2 separate regions of the Homo sapiens genome follow, and region 2 is linked to region 1. Evidence: read pairs that join two places in POLR2A ChIA-PET (ENCODE). Cell type or tissue: Caco-2. All regions are shown on one strand. Links, peaks and the distances in the headings refer to the core of each region. The heading gives the core; the rest is flanking DNA.

Region 1 (8,310 bases), core at 1-5,000:
AGGGCCAGTCACGTGGGCCATGCTGCCCCCTCCCAGTGTTTTGCTTTGTAGCAATGAGGGTCTGGGCCCTATTTTCCCCCAGAGACTGCAACGGCCTCGAGGGCAGGGGCCTCTACTGCTTCACTTCGGTATTCCTCCCTTGTCCCCACCACATCTTCCATTGGCACTTGCAGAATAAACATGAAATCTATGAGAATGACAAGAGCCAACATTTTGGGAGCACCAGATGCTGCCAAGCCAAGGGTTTAACATGCCTTTTTTCATTTAATCCTCACAGCAACTCATAGAGGAGGTTCCCTTATCCCCATTTTGTAGATAAGGAAGATGAGGCACACAGAAGCAGCTAACTCACCCCAGGTCTCACAGCTTAGCAAGGGGCCCCTGCGGTCTGACTGATCTCAAGCCTGGACGCCTTCCTTCTGAAGAGCTCCCCACAAAGCAAATTCACCTTCCTTACTCACCCATCCAGGCCCAGCCCAACGGCCACTTCTTGTAGGAAGCCCTCATCAATCCATTCAGACTCCTAGATCAGTGCTCCTCCCCTGTTCAACCTGGCCCAGAGGCCCCAGAGCAGGAACAGAGCTCAGAGGAAACGGCAGGTTGAGAAAACTCAGAAACCCAGGGGAAGGAGGCTGGGCCTGGCCAAACTTCTGGTTTCTCTCTGCTGGCAGTGGGTCGGGATCAGGGAGGGCAGAGATGGATGGGTAAGGGGAAGCTAAGATGAGGGCTCCACAGTCAGCGCAAGCCTGACCCATCTTCTATCCTTGCAGACCACAAGCCCTGCTCCCTGTTGGCTGACCAGGGCCCTGCCAAAGGCCAGGAGCCACAGCCTCTCTCTTGCCCATTCTACTGGGGTAATTATTAATCTATAATCAGTCAATTTTTAGAAACTTTGAGATGGTAACCCAGAGAGAGGCAAGCTGAGCCCCAGGTATACAGCAAACTGAAAAGGGAGGGCTCACAGAGAGGATCACAGGATCACAGCCCAGGCTTCCACCTCTCCAGTCCAACCCTGGTGAGCTAAGCCTGTGCTCACGAAGCCCCCTCCTGCTGTTTCACTCTCCCCAGCCCCAGCTCCCTGGAAGCCTTGGGAGTACAGAAAGAACCATCATACCCTGCCTTTCCAGAGAAAACACATAATCTAAAAGACAAAAAGGTGGCAAGCCAGGGCAGGGAAAGAGGTGGTTTCCCCTAAACAGTGCCTCTGCCAGGGTCAGGGCAGGGCCTAGGTCATCTGCGGGTCCCCTCCACTCTTCCCAGGGCCTGACACACTCTGGGCCCGCCACAAAGATGTGGTCCTTCCCCTTAGCCCTGTGCCAGCCTAGGGCCAGGACTGGTCTCTGTCCTCTGTAAATGTCCCCAGACTCAGCAGAAGCCATCACCCAGGAGGGGTTGAAACCATCACTGTGTTGATTAAATAAACTACTAAAGGACAAGCACTTCCAGAATCCAAAGCCTCCCCCTTCACATTTTGCTTCACCATTCATCCCTGGAGATGAATTTTAGATTTGTCTAAATCCAAGATTCATCTAGATTCTAGATCAAAGATCTAGAGGGTGGTTCCTGGGAGTGGGAGGAGAAGGAAGGAGAGAGCAACACGTTTGTGAGGGAAGGAGATGAAATCTCAAATCACTGTGTTAGACCTAAGGGGAAGAATGTTTCATGAAGTGAGGGGAGAACATACAACCTAAGAGAAAGATGAATTAGGATGAAGCAATCCAGGAAGTCTTCCTGGAGGAGGTGACATATGTCCTAGCTCTTGAAAGATGGAGATAAGGAAGCATTCTAAGCAATGATGATAGCTCAGCAGAGACTAGGAGGTTCAAGATAACCCCCACCCCACTCCCCTACCTACCCCCATACCCCAAATCAAGACCAGCTGAATAGAAAGGAAACTTTGATAGAGGAACACACCCACTGGGCTTGCCCAGAGGCCAGGGGTGAATGGGGAGGGCTAGGCACAGTTCCACAGGAGCTATGTACATTACCAGGCTCATGCCCGGAGACCAGAACCTGGGCCTCCGGGTGGGTTACATAACTGCCCCCAACTCCTTGGGCCACAGAGCCAGCTGGGACCCTCCGCCTCCACCTCTCCTGCCATCTGTCTCAGCAGCTTCCTTCTTATAGGAAAGGACGCCGTGCAGCCCAGCTGAAAGTGAAGGACAGCGCCCTGTGGTAAATTCCCCACATTCCTTCCTCACAGAAAAATAAATAACTCAAAGAAAAAACGCAGGAGGAACGATAATGACAAAGTCACCGCACATGGGGTAAACAACAGAGAGATGAGGTTTATCCCCAGGAGGCGTCATCACCAGCCTGGGGCTCTGGGACAGACAAACCTGCCCCCAACCCCTGCGGGTTCCCCAGACGGGGTCTCAGGCGCGCTCACAGCTGCCAAAGAAGGCGCTGGGAATCCCTCAGTCGTGGCAGGTGGTCACCGTGTGCAAACTCCTCAGGGGCCGGGTGCAATCATGTTCATTACTCAAGTTGCTGCTTACTGAGCACTTCTAATGTGCGAGGCATTCGGTTTCAGTGTTATCATTTTTCATCATGTTGTTTTATTTTATCCTCACAGGCTGTGAGTTAGGGAGTACCATTATTCCCATTTTACAGATGAGGAAACTGAGCCTCAAAAAGAAAGGTTTTGTGATTTGTCAAGGTTATTTGGCCAGTGAGTGGATTGTGGGTTTCCAGCCGGCCCCTCACTCCCGAATCCATTCAGCCTGCCCGCTCCTCCCACAGACAGCCCTCCTTTACCAAATCCAATCAGAGGTGCAGCCAGTTCTTCCCCCATCTATGGCTCAGCAAGGCATCCTATTCAAATTGCTGGGCTACCTTCAGTAAATCACTTCACCTCTCTGAGTCTCAACTTCATCATCAGTAAAACAGGGATAATAATATCTGCTTTGCAGAGTAGCTGCTGAGTAAATGAAATGCAGCAATGATTTCTAAAGTATAAAGCACTGTGCACACATTGGGGGGTGGTTAACTGTAGGCTTTTGCACACACCCACCTCTGCGTAACTCGACCAGGCTGGGGCTGTATCTGTCTCTCTCCCTGTCTTCACCACCCCTCTCTGGGTCTGGTCTCACTCTTCTGCTCATTATCAGACACAGTCCAACCCCATCCCCCTTCCCAACACCCCCCACCCCGCGTTCTCTCTGCACAGGGGATCCCCATGTCACTTCTAGCCAGAACCAGTTTTGAACCCCAGGCCCCCTCAGAGGAGGACACCATGGCTCTGGGGTGCTGGAGGCTGCTGACCCTGCCATGGCCCTCTCCTCTGCTGCCATTCACCAATTACCAGGCAGGTCTGGCCCCACTCCAACAGGAGGAGTCTCCTGCCAGGGAGAGGCTGAATCATGCAGTCCTGCCCTCCATGTTTCCCTCAAATTATAAAAGAAAAGAAGACTAGAAGTCAGGAGATTTGGTTCCAGGGTCTGTCCTGTCACAATTTGGGTGAGACACTGGGCTGATCCCTGACCCTCTTGGGGCCTCAGTGCATCCAATTTGTCCAAAGGAGGGATTGGACTGGACTGGTGGTTCCTAGAGTGTGGTGCCCCCACCACTAATGGAAGCAAAAAGGATTTTAGGTGGTACCTTGATATTTAAAATCTTAATAGTTATATACATTTCAAATGTGAATTGGAAAAGAGGTATAATGAACACACTTGTGATCTCAGGTATATTACTGCTTAAGGAGAGGCTAAAGTGGACATTTCACTAACAAAATTTAAAGAAAATATGTATAGGTGGTGCATGGATTCATTCATTCAACAAGTATTTATTACACACCAACTAAGGGCCAGGCACCGTTCACAGGCATGAAGGGAAACAGATTAAAATCTCTGCTTGCATTCGGGTAAGGGAACAAGATAATAAATACACAAGTAAGTCAGATGGTAAATGCTATAAAAAAATAAAGCAGGGACTGGAGATATATGGACTGTAAGGGGTGAGGAGTGATTTGCAAAGGTAGATATGATAACCAAAGCCATCCTCACTGAGAAGGCACATCTGAGCAAAGAACGGAAAAAGGTGAGAGAGTGAGGCATATGCTTGTCTAAGGCAACAGTGCAGGCAGAGGGAACAGCAAGTGCTAAGGTCCTGAGGCAGGCTCATACCTGGCAGGTTTAAGAATGATAGACATAATGTGGAGGTAGGACACGAATAAGAAAAGTGTGGGCTGGGTGCGGTGGCTCACACCTATAATCCCAGCACTTTGGGAGGCCGAGGCGGGCAGATCACTTGAGGTCAGGAGTTCAAGACCAGCCTGGCCAACATGGTGAAACCCCGTCTCTACAAAAAATATTTGCCAGGCATAGTAGCGCATGCATGTAATCCCAGCTATCTGAGGGGCTGAGGCAAGAGAATCACTTCAACCCAGGAGGTGGAGGTCACAGTGAGCCCAGATTGCGTCACTGCACTCCAGCCTGGGCAAGAGAGCAAGACTCTGTCTAAAAAAACCAAACAAACAAAAAAATGTTTTCTTTAATGGCCCTTCTCCTTCTGAGCTCTGCATTGCAACCATTTCCATACACACACACATACACCTGCAACATACACGCATTCTCAGTAGCCTCTTAATGCTGGAGAGGCTCCAGCCGGCAGCAGCACATCCTCCTCTGCACGTATGCCCACACACAGAGGTGCTGCTTGCTTCAAGCCTGTGCTACACACAGCAGAGCGTGCCCAGGCACGCATGCACACCCACAGAGGGGGCAGGACGTACACATAAATATGTGCACACTGAGCACCCGCAGGTACACGGGACTCGTGGAAGGCTGGCATGGATGGATGGGCATCAGGTACACACCTTGTGGGACGTATGTGTTTCCTTCCTGCCAGCCTGCCCCGTCTTCAGGTAACCGGGTTAGCAGACAACTCTTGCCTTGAGGGCACATGCTCCTGGAGAATGGACAATGCACCGATGGTATGGTTTCAAATTCACTTCTCCAGGATCTCTGCATCTCAGTCATAGTCTCCCTTTTCCAAGGGTACATTAAAATCTGCCACTTGATGCTCAAATGACCCAGGGGATCATGTGGCTGTGGAGAGTGTCCCCTTTGTGTGTGTGTGTGTGGTGTGTGTGTGTGTGTGTGTGTGTGTGTGTGTGTGTTTTAGACAGGGTCTCACTCTGTCACCCAGGCTGGCAGGCTGGAGTGCAGTGGTGCAATTACAGCTCATGGCAGTGACCTTCCAGGGACAAGTGACCCTCCTGCCTCAGCCTCCCAAGTAGCTGGGACTACAGGCATGCACCACCACACCCGGCTAATTTTAAAAAAATTTTTGTACAGACGAGGTCTCACTTTGTTGCCCAGGCTGGTCTCAAACTCCTGGGCTCAAGCAATCCTCCTGCCTTGGTCTCTCCAAGTGTTGGGATTACAAGCATAAGCCACTGTGCCCAGTCAAATGTCCCCTTTTCTATCCTTATTGCCATTAAATGGGATAAGCCATATGAAATGCCTACCATAGCACCATACACCTTAGCACCACCACCAGCATCCTCACGTGTCACCAAAGTCATCTCCACCTTCATTCCTCTAGGGCACTTGGAGGCAACTGAACAGTAGAGGGAAAGGACCAGGCCAGGAGCTGGAGATCTGGGTTTTAGCCTCAACCTGGTCTGCAATTCAATGTGAGGCCTCTGGCAAGTTCCTTCCCCTCTCTGGTCCAGATCAGAAACTTGCAGGTGCTTCAGAATCCCTCAGGGAATGTGGTCAAGATGCAGATTCCTGGGCTTTATCCTAGACCGGAGGAACCACAGAATATACACCTTAACAGGCTCCCGAAGGGGTTCTGTGTACAGCCAGGTTGGGAACCCACTGGGCTTTAGAGTCCATGATCTTATAACTAAGTGTGTAAGTTAGTGAACACAAGAAAATGTCTGGAATACAGACTTTCACACAGTAAGACTCCATAATGTTAATAAAAATACATTTAATAAAATATATTTATATAATTGTCTTTTTTTTAATTTTTATTTTAATAGAGGTGCGTTTTCACTATGTTTCCCAGGCTGGTCTTGAACTCCTGAGCTCAAGCAATCCTCCTACCTTGGCCTCCTAAAGTGCTGAGATTATAGGAATGAGCCACCGCACACAGCCTATGATAATTATATACGGTAATTTTATAGCATTCCTTGAATATGCACAACACTTTTATAGTTTTCCTAGCACTTTTCATCCATCAGAGATAGAGACAGAGCAAGGATTGTTACACCATTTTACAGACTAGAAAACTGAGGCAGAGAAAGGGCAAGGGACCTGCCCAGGATCTCACTGCACATGGTTCATTGGCTCCTAGCCAGAGCCATTGGCACAGCCTCATGAGGTGCCCCACCTCGGGGCCTTATCCTCTCATCCCATGTGATTTTGACTCCCAGCCCCCAGTGTAACTGTCCTACCACTCCAGGTTTATGAAAACTCTGAGCACACATGACTTCTCCATGCCTCTGGAGAACAGGACAACCTCAACCAGTTAATTTCCTTCCAGCCACAAGACCCCTCTCACTGGCAGTGCAGGGAGTTCCCAGAGCCCTAACGCTACACACTACCATCTGCTCTAAAATAGTTGTTTTATTCTAACTAATCTGAGTTCAACCTGATCACTAGCTATGGTGACCTTTAGCAAGCCTTATATGTGCGGAGCCTCAGTTTCCTCTAAAAGATTCTTAATTCCCACTCTGCTATGTTATTGCTCAGATCAGCTCTCACACAGGCAAAGGCCTGAAACCTATACTACTGCACATTAGCTCTCTGGCTAAAGTGTGAGCTCCTGGAAGGCAGGAACCCTGTTTCCCCCACCCATGCACCCACACCTACAGCATGTAATATGTGCTCAATAAATATATGCTGAATGCATGATGCAAGGAAATGATATGGCCAAAGCAGCTCTTTCCTAGTCCTAACTGACCATGGTATTTCATGAGTCATTTCCCAGGTCGAGGGGTAGGGACTCTGAGCAGGGACGATCAGGGCCAGAAGGAATGGTTTCTAGGTCCTGGGAAATTGCCCTCCCCTCTGCACATAGTGGACCACCTGCCATGGCTGTGATGAAGGCCACGCTAGGAGGGCGGTGTTCTGGGAGTCCCGAATGTAATCCTGTTGACTCACAAACATAAATAATGCACTAGTATGTTCTCTCCTCACCACCCTGTCACACTAAGAATAGCACCGGCTACTCTTTCAGGGATTCCAAGGGGAAGAGGGCAGGACAGCAAGATAGGGACAAGCAGGGAAAGACGTCACTGGGCTATGGACCATCAAGCACTCCTTCTCCAAACCCATAAAGCAGAGGAGCCTGGAGGGCAGAGCCGAAAGGGCCCTTAGAGGCCAACTGTCAGAAGCTCTCAGGGGGTGAGCAGATGGCACCTGCCCCTCCACCAGCCTGTTTTATCTTTTCCTCCTCCTGACGCCCATCCTAATAAAGCCTGTGCCTCTAACTTACCCCTCCACACTCCTCCCCCTCCTTGTTCATGGGATGAATAAATATACAGTGGGTGGGTGCCCTCTTATGTGTTTATATGTAAAGCTTTAGAGAAGGAAAAATATGCTATAGATTTTCATTTATCTTAAGTTTAAAAATAACTGACCTAGAATAGCGCTTCTCATAATTTAAAGTACATGGAAATTACTCAGGAATGTTGTCAAAATGCAGATTGTAATTCAGGAAGTCTGGGATGAGGAGGCCTGGGATTCTGCATTTCTAACAAGTTTCTGGGTGATGCTGATACTGCATCCATGGGCCATACACCGAGTGTAGAAAAATTAGAGTATTTATCTATAATAGAGATGGGGAAACTGATGCCCAGGGAGAAAAAGGGGTGTGCCCTAGAGCGTACAGCAGAGCTGGGCTCAGGATGCAAGCCTCCTGCCTGCCATCCCGGGGTTTTGGCTCCAGGGTTGGCTGGGGGTTGGTGCCTGGAATGGAACAGGGGACAGGCAGCCGTTACAGGCAGTGGAAGTAGGTCTGGGGCGGCCTTCATTCAGACACAAGCTGACCCTCCTTTGTCCACAGACTCCCACAGGGAATAAAAGGAAATAAGAACTCACCTGAACAGGGGCACTCAGCTTGAGTGACCGCAGCCTCCTGCCCAGGAACGCACTCTCACCAGCTTGCATCTGAGGCCTGCTGGGCCTCCATAACCCTCCTTGAAGAGATGGGGGAGAGAGGGCCCCAGACTCTGCATTTAGCCACCTCAAGAAGTGGCTGGGGGGGCATGAATGGGGTCTGTCGATAGCACTATCAGGGTGGACATCCAAGGGAAAGAGGAAAGGAAAGGAGCAAAGACCCACCTCCTAGATCAGC
Region 2 (10,740 bases), core at 3,208-8,207, 140 kb after region 1:
CATAGGCAGGAACATCCTGTCCCTACAACCTGGCAGGCTGGACCAAGAGCCCAAGTCATCTAGACTCCTGTGTTTCCTCCCCAAAAAGGAGGCATGAAGCAGGCATAGAGGTATCAGTTTAGTGCTGTCCCCAGGTAGCGGGAGGAGGGGCCGCCAGCCCAGCAAACCTCTGGACTAAACTAAATCAATTGGTGGCAGAATAGCAAGGGTCCAATTTCATCCCTGGAGCTTGAGGAACAGGTCAGCTAACGACAGCTCCGTGGGGGGAAGGGAGAGAAAGAGACAATGGAGGGACAAAAGGAGGTTGAGAATCGTGCCCTGCCTGGCCAGACCCGGCTGGTTACATAACCCTGCCTCAGGACAAAGCCAGGGAGGGCCTGGGCTAGGGAGTCCCAGAATGCAGAAAGGGTTTCCCCTACCTCCCCTGCCCACCCCTGCTCTCTAAGCTGGTCCTGCAGCTCCTAGAAAGCCCAGCACAGAGTGCGGAGCCAGGGGTGGAGACTAAGACCCCAGGATCAGACACTTACAAGATCACTCAGCAAATTCATAGCAGAGCTAGAACTACCAACAGCAAACTTTTACCAAATGATTACTTTGTACCAAGCACGAGGTAAGTCCTTTACAAACATTAACTTACCTAAAAGTCTAACTATAACACCATGAGATAAATACTGTTATTGCCATTTTACTGAGGAAGCACAGACAAAGTAACTTACCCAATGTCACACAGCTCCTAAGTGGAGGTGCCAGCTCAGAAGCCAACAGCCCGTCTCCAAGACCACACCCTGACCCAGGATGCTACACTGCCACCAGGCTACTTTCTATTTGCACCACGCTGCCACCATTTCTCAAGCCCGCAGTGCACACGGCCCCGTCAGCACTCCACAGGGACACCCAGCCTTCTGATGATCTGATGAAACCAACAAACTCTTTCTTCAGAAAAAGAAAACACAGAAATGCCTACAACTCACTGCACCTTTGGGGGCTCATGGACCCCTGCACTGGTGGGAATGGACAGGTCACGATCACAGGATACTCAAGAGACAGGAGGTAGCAGAGGGAGCCGACTCCCTCAGGTCCCCTGGGCCTCCTCATATCAGCTTTCATCCACAGGCGTGGGCATGGATCGGTGCTCAGGGCCTCGTCATCCCTTCGGGGCCGGGAGAACAGAATGAATCACGGCACACAATGGCCTGCGCCTCTGTATCCACTGGGTGTGACTCACAGCTCCCAGCTGCTGGGCAGACGGTGCACAGCTGGGCCTGGCATCTGGATGAGGGTGGCATTACCAGGTGTACCATCTCAGCCTTCTCCCCACCAGTGGGCTCATCTTGCCCAAGACCAGACCTGGCCTTATCCTATCCCCAGCAGCAATGAGCATTTTGAAGGGAACCCCTCATCAGTGACCGCCCAGCCCCCATGCCAGCCAGGTCCCAGGAGGTGGTAAGTCAAGATGGACAGCCTCTTGCAACACATAGGAAGATCCAAGACCTCGGCTGCCTCACTGTGTGACCTCAAGCAGGCCCCCCACCTCTCAGCCTCCATTTCACCAACTATAAAGTGAGGAGACTACTTGATCGAGTCCTTCCCAGCTCCAAAGCCCTGAATCTATAAAAACAGCACCTAATGGCCAGGCGTGGTAGCTCATGCCTGCAATCCCAGCACTTTGGGAGGCCAAAGCAGGCAGATCACCTGAGGTCAGGAGTTCGAGACCAGCCTGGTCAATATGGTGAAACCCCGTCTCTACTAAAAATACAAAAAAAATTTAGCTGGGTATGGTGGCACACACCAGTAATCCCAGCTATTCGGGAGGCCGAGGCAGGAGAATCGCTTGAACCCGGGAGATGGAGGCTGCAGTGAGCCAAGATCGCGCCACTGCACTCCAGCCTGGGCAACAGAGCAGACTCTGTCTCAAAAAAATATAAAAATTTAAAAAAACAAAAAAACAGCATCTGACAAGCTTCACAGAGTGCTGGGATCCTGCCTTCAGAAAGTTACACAAACATCCTTCAGAGAAACAAAAGTCAAACTTAAAGCCTGTATTTTTTTTTTCTAAGGATATCAAGAAGCCCTTTTTAACTTCCCTCATCCCACCTCCATTGTTCCAAATATCCTCTCAGGGCCCAGAAAATACATTTGGTTTCCGTCTGGGGTTTGGGCTTCTTGGTGCTCTTCCTCTTGGAAGTTGCCCCACCCCTTCTTGGCAGTGTCTTCACAAGGCACCTTCATCTCTACCCCCAGCACTGCTCTGGGCCACCCTGAGGGCGACAGCTACTCCGCCTGCCAAAGAAGGGGTGGGGTAGGGACAGGTTTTGGGAAACAAACCCCTTCCTGGTTGGAACTGAAACAATTCTGGATTCTGGCCTCAACAGTAATTCTGACCCCCTGTGTGGCCGTGGGTGAGTCCCTGCTCCACTAGGCCTCAATCCCCTAAATGTGAAGTGAAGGGGTTCCTGTGTCAGACAAAGACTGCCCACCCTTGGGCTCCTGGGCAGCAGCTTGGGGACACCGAGGCACGAAAAGACAGCAGAGTGGACAGTGGGCTCTGATCTTGAATCTCACATCCCCTCTTGTTAGAACCAAAGGAGATCTACTCTTTTTGCTGTTTGAGACAGGGTCTCACTATGTTGTCCAGGCTGGTCTTGAACTCCTGGGCTTAAGCAACCCTCCTACCTCAGCCTCCCGAGTAGCTGGGATTTCTGGCACATGCCACCATGCCCAGTTAGAGATCCACTTTCATCTCTCTGATTTGTTCTTTTGCCCTAGCAGTGGAACCTTGAACTCACTACTGAATCTCTGAGCCTCAGACAGCCCATCCACAAAACAGGAGAACAACAATGTCTGCAGTGGAAGCCCCAGCTTGGAGGCTGGAGCCCTAACCACCCCAACACAATCCCATCCACCTTCCTCCAAAGCATAATTCACTCATTTGACAAAATATATATTTGGGGACATCTTTAGAAAATCACCGTAAGTTGTGCCTATGATACAAACACTCCATGACAATCCCCTACTGCTCTCCTTCCAATGAGATCATGCCTTTAAGCACTCTATATATCTCCACAGAATTCTTAGATCTATCCTTTTATAGCTGTGTGGCCTCAGTATTTTCATCTATTAAGTGGGGACAGTAATAGTGATGATACTGCCTACCTATAGGATTGTCCTGGGGATTGCTTCTGATGAGGTGACATGGAAGTGCCCAGCAAGCATTTATAAGCTGTCAATAAATGTGAGCAGCAATTATGATCATCATCATTAAAATTATTAAGGCCGGGCACGGTGGCTCATGCCTGTAATCCCAGCACTTTGGGAGGCCGAGGCGGGCAGATCACTCGAGGTCAGGAGTTCGAGAACAGCCTGACCAAAGTGATGAAACCCCGTCTCTACTAAAAATACAAAAATTAGCCGGGCGTGGTAGCAGGCGCCTGTAATCCCAGCTACTCAAGAGGCTGAGACAGAAGAATTGCTTGAACCCGGGAGGCAGAGGTTGCAATGAGCCCAGATCGCGCCATTGCACTCTAGCCTGGGCAACAAAAGTGAAACTCCATCACAAAAAAAAATAAAAAATAAAAAAATAAAATTATTAGGCCGGGTGCAGTGGCTCACGCCTGTAATCCCAACACTTTGGGAGGCCGAGGCAGGTGGATCATGAGGTCAGGAGTTCAAGACCAGCCTGGCCAATATGGCAAAATGCTGTCTCTAGTAAAAATACAAAAATTAGCTGGGCGTGGTGGCGTGTGCCTGTAGTCCCGGCTACTCGGGAGGCTGAGACAGAAGAATCACTTGAACCCAGTAGGCAGAGGTTGCAGTGAGCTGAGATCGTGCCACTGCACTCTAGACTGAGTGACAGAGCAAGACTCCGTCTCAAAAAAAAAAAAAAAATTATTGAGGCCGGGCGCGGTAGCTCAGGCCTGTAATCCCAGCACTTTGGGAGGCCAAGGTAGGTGGATCACTTGAGGTCGGGAGTTCGAGACCAGCCTGGCCAACATGGTGAAACCCCGTCTCTACTAAAAATACAAAAATTAGCCAGGTGTGGTGGCACACATCTGTAATCTCAGCTACTTGGGAGGCTGAGGCAGGAGAATCGCTTGAACCTGAGAGGCAGAGGTTGTAGTGAGCCAAGATCACTGCATTCCAGCCTGGGCAACAGAGTGAGACTCTGAAAAAAAAAGGAAAGAAGAAAGAAAGAAAAGAAAGAAAAGAAAGAAAAGAAAAGAAAAGAAAAGAAAGAAAGAAAGAAAGAAAGAGAAAGGAAAAGAAAAGAAAAGAAAAGAAAAGAGAGAAAGAAAGAAAGAAAAAGAAATTATTGAGATGCTGACTGGGTGCGGTGGCTCATGCCTGTAATCCCAACACTTTGGGAGGCCAAGGTGGGAGGGTCGCTTGAGTTCAGTTGGATTCCAGCCTGCACAACATGGTAAAACCCCATCTCTACAAAAAATACACACAAATAAATAGCTGAGCGTGGTGGTGCACACCTATAGTCCCAGCTACTCAGGAGGCTGAAGTGGGAGGATCCTTTGAACCTGGGAGGCAGAGGTTGCCGTGAGCCAAGATCGCACCACTGCATTCCAGTCTCAGTGACAGAGTGAGACCCCGTCTCAAAAAAAAAAGGAAAAAAATTATTGAGATGCTTAAAACCACTGGATTGATAGCAGTTAAGGCCACTCAGCCCCCTCAGACTACATATGGCCATTGTAATCGCATATGTGTGCACCCACACCACACACACGTGTGCATATACACACCTAAGCACACTATACTTTTTTTTTTTTTGAGATGGAGTCTTGCTCTGTTGCCCAGGCTGGAGTGCAGTGGCAGAATCACGGCTCACTGCAACCTCCACCTCCCAGTTTCAAGCGATTCTCCTGTCTCAGCTTCCCAAGTAGCTGGGATTACAGGCACCCATCACCATGCCCAGCTAATTTTTGTATTTCAGTAGAGATGGGGTTTCACCATGTTGGCCAGGCTGGTCTCAAACTCCTGACCTCAGGTGATCCACCCGTTTTGGCCTCCCAAAGTGCTGAGATTACAGGCATGAGCCACCACGCCCGGCCCTAAGCACACTATTCTTTAAGGCAGAGCCCATGCTCTCTGCCCAACCCCTGCCCTGGCCCCAGCCCCAGAAGAGAGCTGCCATGTCTCTGGCACCCAGGCTTGCAACCCACAAAATCTCCCCTGCTCTTCCAGCTCCCCAATCCTGCCTTCCTCATGTTGCCCCAGCACTGGCTCCTATAATCATGTTGGGGTTCTGTTGTATCCCATCATTGTGTCACGAGATTGTTTCCTGGGGGATAGGGAGCTGTTACAAGATGGGGGCTCCTTGAAAACAGGGTGGTGAGAACCTGGGCTTTACTCTGGGTCCCCCACATCTGCTGGGTGACTGAATAGGCTGAAAACAAGAGAGCCCAAGGAAACAGGCATCAGTTTTTTTTTTTAATGATCTATCCTAGTATTTCTTAAAATTCAGCACGCGGCCAGGTGCGGTGGCTCATGCCTGCAATCCCAGCACTTTGGGAGGTCGAGGTGGGCAGATCACCTGAGGTCAGGAGTTCGAGACCAGCCTGGCCAACATGGTGGAACCCTGTCTCTATTAAAAATACAAAAATTAGCTGGGCATGGTGGCAGGCATCTGTAATCCCAGCTACTTGGGAGGCTGAGATGGGAGAATCACTTGAACCTGGGAGGCAGAGGTTGCAGTGAGCCGAGATCACACCATTGCACTCCAGCCTGGGCAGCAAGAACAAAACTTTGCCTCAAAAAAAAAAAAAAAAAAAAAAAAAAAAATTCAGCATGCATTAGAATCAGCGGGAAGGTTCTTAAAACAGATTGCTGAATCCCACCCTCCAGGATATCTAATTCAGCAGGTCCAGTATAGAGCTAGATAATCTGCACTTCTAACAAGTTCCCAGGTAACGCTGACGCTACTGATCCAGAACCCAACTTTCAGAACCACTGACTTAGCCTGCAGGTGGATCAGGAAGAGCTTCCATGAATAGATGGTGCTTACACTCACAGAAGCATTAGCAGGAGTTGCCCGGGCATAAGGAGAGGGGGAGGGAATGAATGCAGGCAGAGGATGCAGCATGAGTAAAGGCCCTGCTATGACAACACTCATTTCTCCTCATCTGGCCTCTGCCTGGGCAGGTCATACTTGCAAGGCTGGTGGTGTAAACCAGAGGTGGCTGCCGTGCAGCGATGACTATAGCAAACCTCCACCTAATGCCACCCTGGGACCTGCCCAGACAGGCCGATCCCTTGGACAGCCTAGGATGATAAAAATCCAAGCCCTCCCTCGTGGAGCCAGACCTCAGGTCTGAACGAGGCCATCCCCACCACTTCTTCATCACATGAGCTCCAGGATTCTGCTTCCACCTCCAGAAACAGGGAGCTCGCTCCCTGCAGACACAATCCCTTCCATCTTGGCTTGCTCTAATTTTTTTTTTAAGTCTCCTCATTACACTGAGTTGAAGTCAGCCTCTCCTGGCCCATCTACCCATTGGATTTGCCCTCCAGCACCTCACACAAGTCTACCTCCTCTGGCCAGAGCAACCCCTCAGAAAGCAGCGGGCCCTGACTGTAATCCCCTGGGACTAAACTTCTCCAGGCTGGCCACCTACCTCTCTAAGCCTTGCTTGCTACATCTGCTAAAAGGGAATAATAATAGTGCCTATCTCTCATTGCTGTTGTGAGGATTAAATGAACTCCTTAGTTAATAATATCAACTACAATAATAACGATAATTCACATAGATTGGGCTCACAGTGTGTTATCTTTCTAAATCCTGTCAGATGGGGATAATTATCATCCCCTTTGTACAGAGGAAGAGCTAAACAGCTTGCCCAAGGTCTCACACATAGGAAGCAGCCCAGCAGGGACCTGAACACAGGCCACCTGGCTCCAGAGCCTGGCTCTCAACCTTTGCTCTGTCTGGATCTTCTAGTCACCTGCCCCAAGACCAAGCCCATGTCACCTGTCTCTGCCGCCATCCTCTCCCCCTTCCCAGGCAAAGTGAGACTGGGTGGGAGGCCTCCAAAAGCTCCAGCCCATGCAGTCTGGGGTACGGGTCCCTGGTTACGAGGACAGCCACAGGGCCGCCAGCCCAGCGGGACCTTCTCAGCCAGCCCAATTTATCTGGTGTAATCTTTAGACATCCTTCAACATGGTCACCAGGGAGGAGATTGAGCCCATGGAACTTGAGCACCTTAGGCTTGATGACAGGAAGGAAGAAGAAAAACAGAGGCATAACAAAGAAAAGAAATCCTGTCCAGCTTCCTAGATGAAACCAGATGTTCCCACATACCATGCAAATTGCTCTATCTCTCCAGGCCTCAGTTTCCTCATCTGCACATGCCATCTCAGGCCATTAGGCAGAAAGTTCAGAAACTCAAATTCCAGGGATTCTTTCTCTCATCTCTAAAAGGACAGATCCCCTCTAGCTACAAACAATAATTATAACAACTGTTATCTTTGAACAGCTTCTACTTACTGCACACTTACTATGTCAAAGCACTGATTTCCTTAACCTCCCTAACAAAACAGAACTATTATTATCCCCATTGTGAAGTTGAGGAAACTGATGTCCAGGGAAATTTAGGTAATTTACCCTAGATCATGCAGCTAGTAGTAGCAGAATGGTGATTTGAACCCAGGACTTTTGATTCCACTCTACAACACTGCCCACCCCCATTGGAAAGCGGTCATGTGCAGCCCCTGCCTCCAGAGTACAGAGCCTAGAGGAGATAAGACTTGTCTTTAGGAAGCTAGAGTTCAAAGCTAAGAGCTGAAGGGCCCATGAGAGGTCCAGGTAACAGGTTCTACACATGTAAAGGAGGGAGCAGGCAATGCCAGCTCTGGAGAATTAGGGATGGCTACATGGAAGAGGTGACCCTGGAGCTGTGTACTGGTAGGGAGGATTTTAGGGTGAGCAAGGGGAAGTGACTGGAGTGCAGCATTTTCACCATGAGCAGATTTGTAGAGGTAGGAGGGGCCAGGAGCACAGCCAGAGAGAGGGAAAGAGGCCAGTTCTGCTTGAGAGTTGAGGGGGAGTGGGAGAGGGGGCCCTGCAGTCACACAGCAGGCACTTCCCATACATTGCCCTCAAATAAACAAATGCTCATTCGTCATGCACATTTTAAAATTAGATTAATCCAATCTGTATTCAAGAAACAAGGTGAGTAGAAATAAAAGGGCCAGGAGGCAACTTAGCACAAACTCTCCTCCATCTAGATAAGGATTTTGATGGCAAATTGGCTTTAGCCCTGAGGCCGCAGGGTCCAGGACCGCTGCCCCCAAACATCCACCTCTTCCACTGAGCTCCACACCTCCAAGACAGAAGCTGTGAGGCAGAGCTTTGTAAGAGCCCCACAGACAGAGAAAGCAACTTTGCTGGTGACCCCCAGAAACCAAGAGAGCCTCCTTTAACCTCCACTGCAGGGAAGGAGGGGAACAACCCCCGCCTGCGTCTTCACTTTCAAATCCACAAACTCACCAGCCCTTTTGCCCTAAGCCCTACTGATTCAGCCTGATTCATGATTTAGCCTTATTTCTTCACAGGTGAGGAAAAAGAGACTGACCCCATTTCACAGATGAGAAATGGAAGCAGAGGGTTCAAATCCTCTGTGAAAGTACAGTCCTTAGCCCAGCTCTGGCCACTGCTCCAGACATCCCCAAGGGGCCCCTTGACAGTCAGCTGGGCTGAGTGTATTCCAAACGGCAAGGACTCTCCCAGTGGAGCTCTGCAGGCCAGGCCATATGGAACTCCCCAGGACGTGCAGGAAGGGCAGCTCCAAAGCTATGAGAAAACAGAGGGTGGAGGTGGGCCAGGCACCATCCAAATGCTGAGATTCTTGGGTGAAAAGGGAACTGAGAGTGGCCACCCAGGCCTGCCCCTGCTGATGCATCCTCCTGCCGCCTCTGCAGCTCTCCAGGCTCTTTGCATACCTTCAGCCATGCTGTTCTCGCCTTCTTTCTGGGCAGCTTACTTCCGGACTAGCTTCCTTGGAGCTGTCACCCTTGTTGCTTTCTCCATCCTCAGGAACCCTGAAGGACAAGACTATGCCCCCTACCTGTAGAGGGCCTTTCAGGGATTTGAAAGCAGTAATATTGCCCCTTAAGGGTTATTCCCCAAACCTTAAAACCACCTGTGACGACCCCAAATGCCAAGACAGCTACAAAGTCCTGCAGCTTCCCCCTCCTTCCCTGTCAGTCCGCTGCCTGAGTCAGCCTGTGGTCAGCTTTCTGCAGGACCATGATGAGCGCAATCTCTGGCCTGGTCTTAACTCTGCCAGTCTTGCTCCCATCTTTGGTCAAAAGACCCCTGAGAAGCAACACAGTAAGGCAGAAATAGTTCAGGCCTGGGTTCAAATTCCAGCTCTATAAGTGACTCCACCCCTCTGAGCCTCTATTTCCTCATCTGAAAATGGGGCAGGGATAGGGGACCAGCAGCAGCAGCTACTTTGCAGAGTATTGTGATATTTCAATGGGGTGTCTGTAAAGAGCCTGGCATGGTGCCTGACACAAGGCACAGGAACAGGCATCGAGTCAATGAGCTACTTACAACCCTCTGTCCTCTCTATAGGCTACAGAATAAAATCCAAACTCCTGAGCAGGGCACTGCAGGCTCCCCATGACCTAATCTTGTCTCCTATTGTCCCATTTCCCGCAGTCTGCACCCTCGAAAACACTTCCTCCTCCAGGAGGCCTTGCTGACATTAATAAGCAGAAAGCGTTTCCTTCCACTGACCTTCCAAAACCCATCTATAACTGATCAGATCCTGCCCCATAGCCATCATTTGAATCCTTGTCTTCTGTCCTCCATCAGAACAGCCTCTCCTGAATCCAGCAGGACTGCACCCCATTTCATGTCCCCTGTCACCCTCAGCCACAGACATTTTCCATACACATTTCACAAATTACCCTAATGTTCCATTTCAAGTAAAGAATGTCCAAGTCCTCCAAACAGTCCAGATATTTCAAGCCATACTCAAATCCAAATTCCAGGCCAGTAGAAGTCGGCCCAGCCTCCAGAGACTTGCAGGCCTGGCTTTGGTCCCAAAGCATGGAAGGGCGGCCAAAGCACAGCCAAGCAGGTCCAAAGCCTAGGGCAGAGAGAGCTCTGGGCTGCCTAGACCAGAGCCCATTTGTGAGTTTGTCAGACGCCAACCCCCAGCCTATGATCTTAAATTCTTGACCACATCCTCAACTTGTGATTACAAAACTGTTCGTCGCATACCTCCTTGCGACAGGAGGCTCACTATCCATGTTCTCTTGCTTGCTGGGGCCCTCCCTTTACTTGTTGATTCCCCCAGAGGCCTTTCCTCTTGCTCTGACCACAATGACAAGGACAGTCTGACCATATGACGAGTCAGCCTTCCAACTCCTCCATTCAATGCCCTGCTTTTCTGAGTCCCCTCAATGTCCAGCAAAGCAACGGAATTTCCACATTTATTCCTACAAGCTGAACTATCAGCCCAGGAGGGCCCCCTATTTCCAGGGCCCTCAAAAAGCCTACAAACCCTGCAAAACCCAGACACAGTGCTGGAACACCCCTCGGAGCAGGCTGAAATGCACAAACTTTCCTTCCCCAAGAACTTCTCTCATTATCTACCCCCACCCACCACACTCTCTCTCAGCCCTAGATTTAAGATGTTGTTAATTAAATTGCAATTTGTTTTCCATTTTTAAAGTAATTACTCAAGGACCTCAATCAGAGCCCGATCAGTACTCATAAGATGTCAC

The links. Peaks named below come from ENCODE experiments on the same cell type or tissue, not always from the same donor. Only the 100,000 strongest peaks of a DNase experiment are listed, where the experiment ranks them.
Region 2: POLR2A ChIA-PET joins it to region 1 with 13 read pairs; 5 of 35 experiments call an interaction of 5 or more read pairs at or near these places.

The regions. Positions count from the first base shown.
Region 1 is chr5:150,631,637-150,639,946 of GRCh38, reverse strand. It overlaps a transcript of SYNPO not described here. Among named protein-coding and RNA genes, the nearest start is that of SYNPO, 4.9 kb to the left of the region's middle. In Caco-2, for the core only: no CTCF peak of the experiment used is centred there; a DNase peak (open chromatin) is centred at 2,226.
Region 2 is chr5:150,488,216-150,498,955 of GRCh38, reverse strand. It overlaps a transcript of NDST1 not described here. Among named protein-coding and RNA genes, the nearest start is that of NDST1-AS1, 7.6 kb to the right of the region's middle. RefSeq lists a silencer at 135-429 and enhancers at 5,747-6,368, 8,946-9,125. In Caco-2, for the core only: no CTCF peak of the experiment used is centred there; no DNase peak of the experiment used is centred there.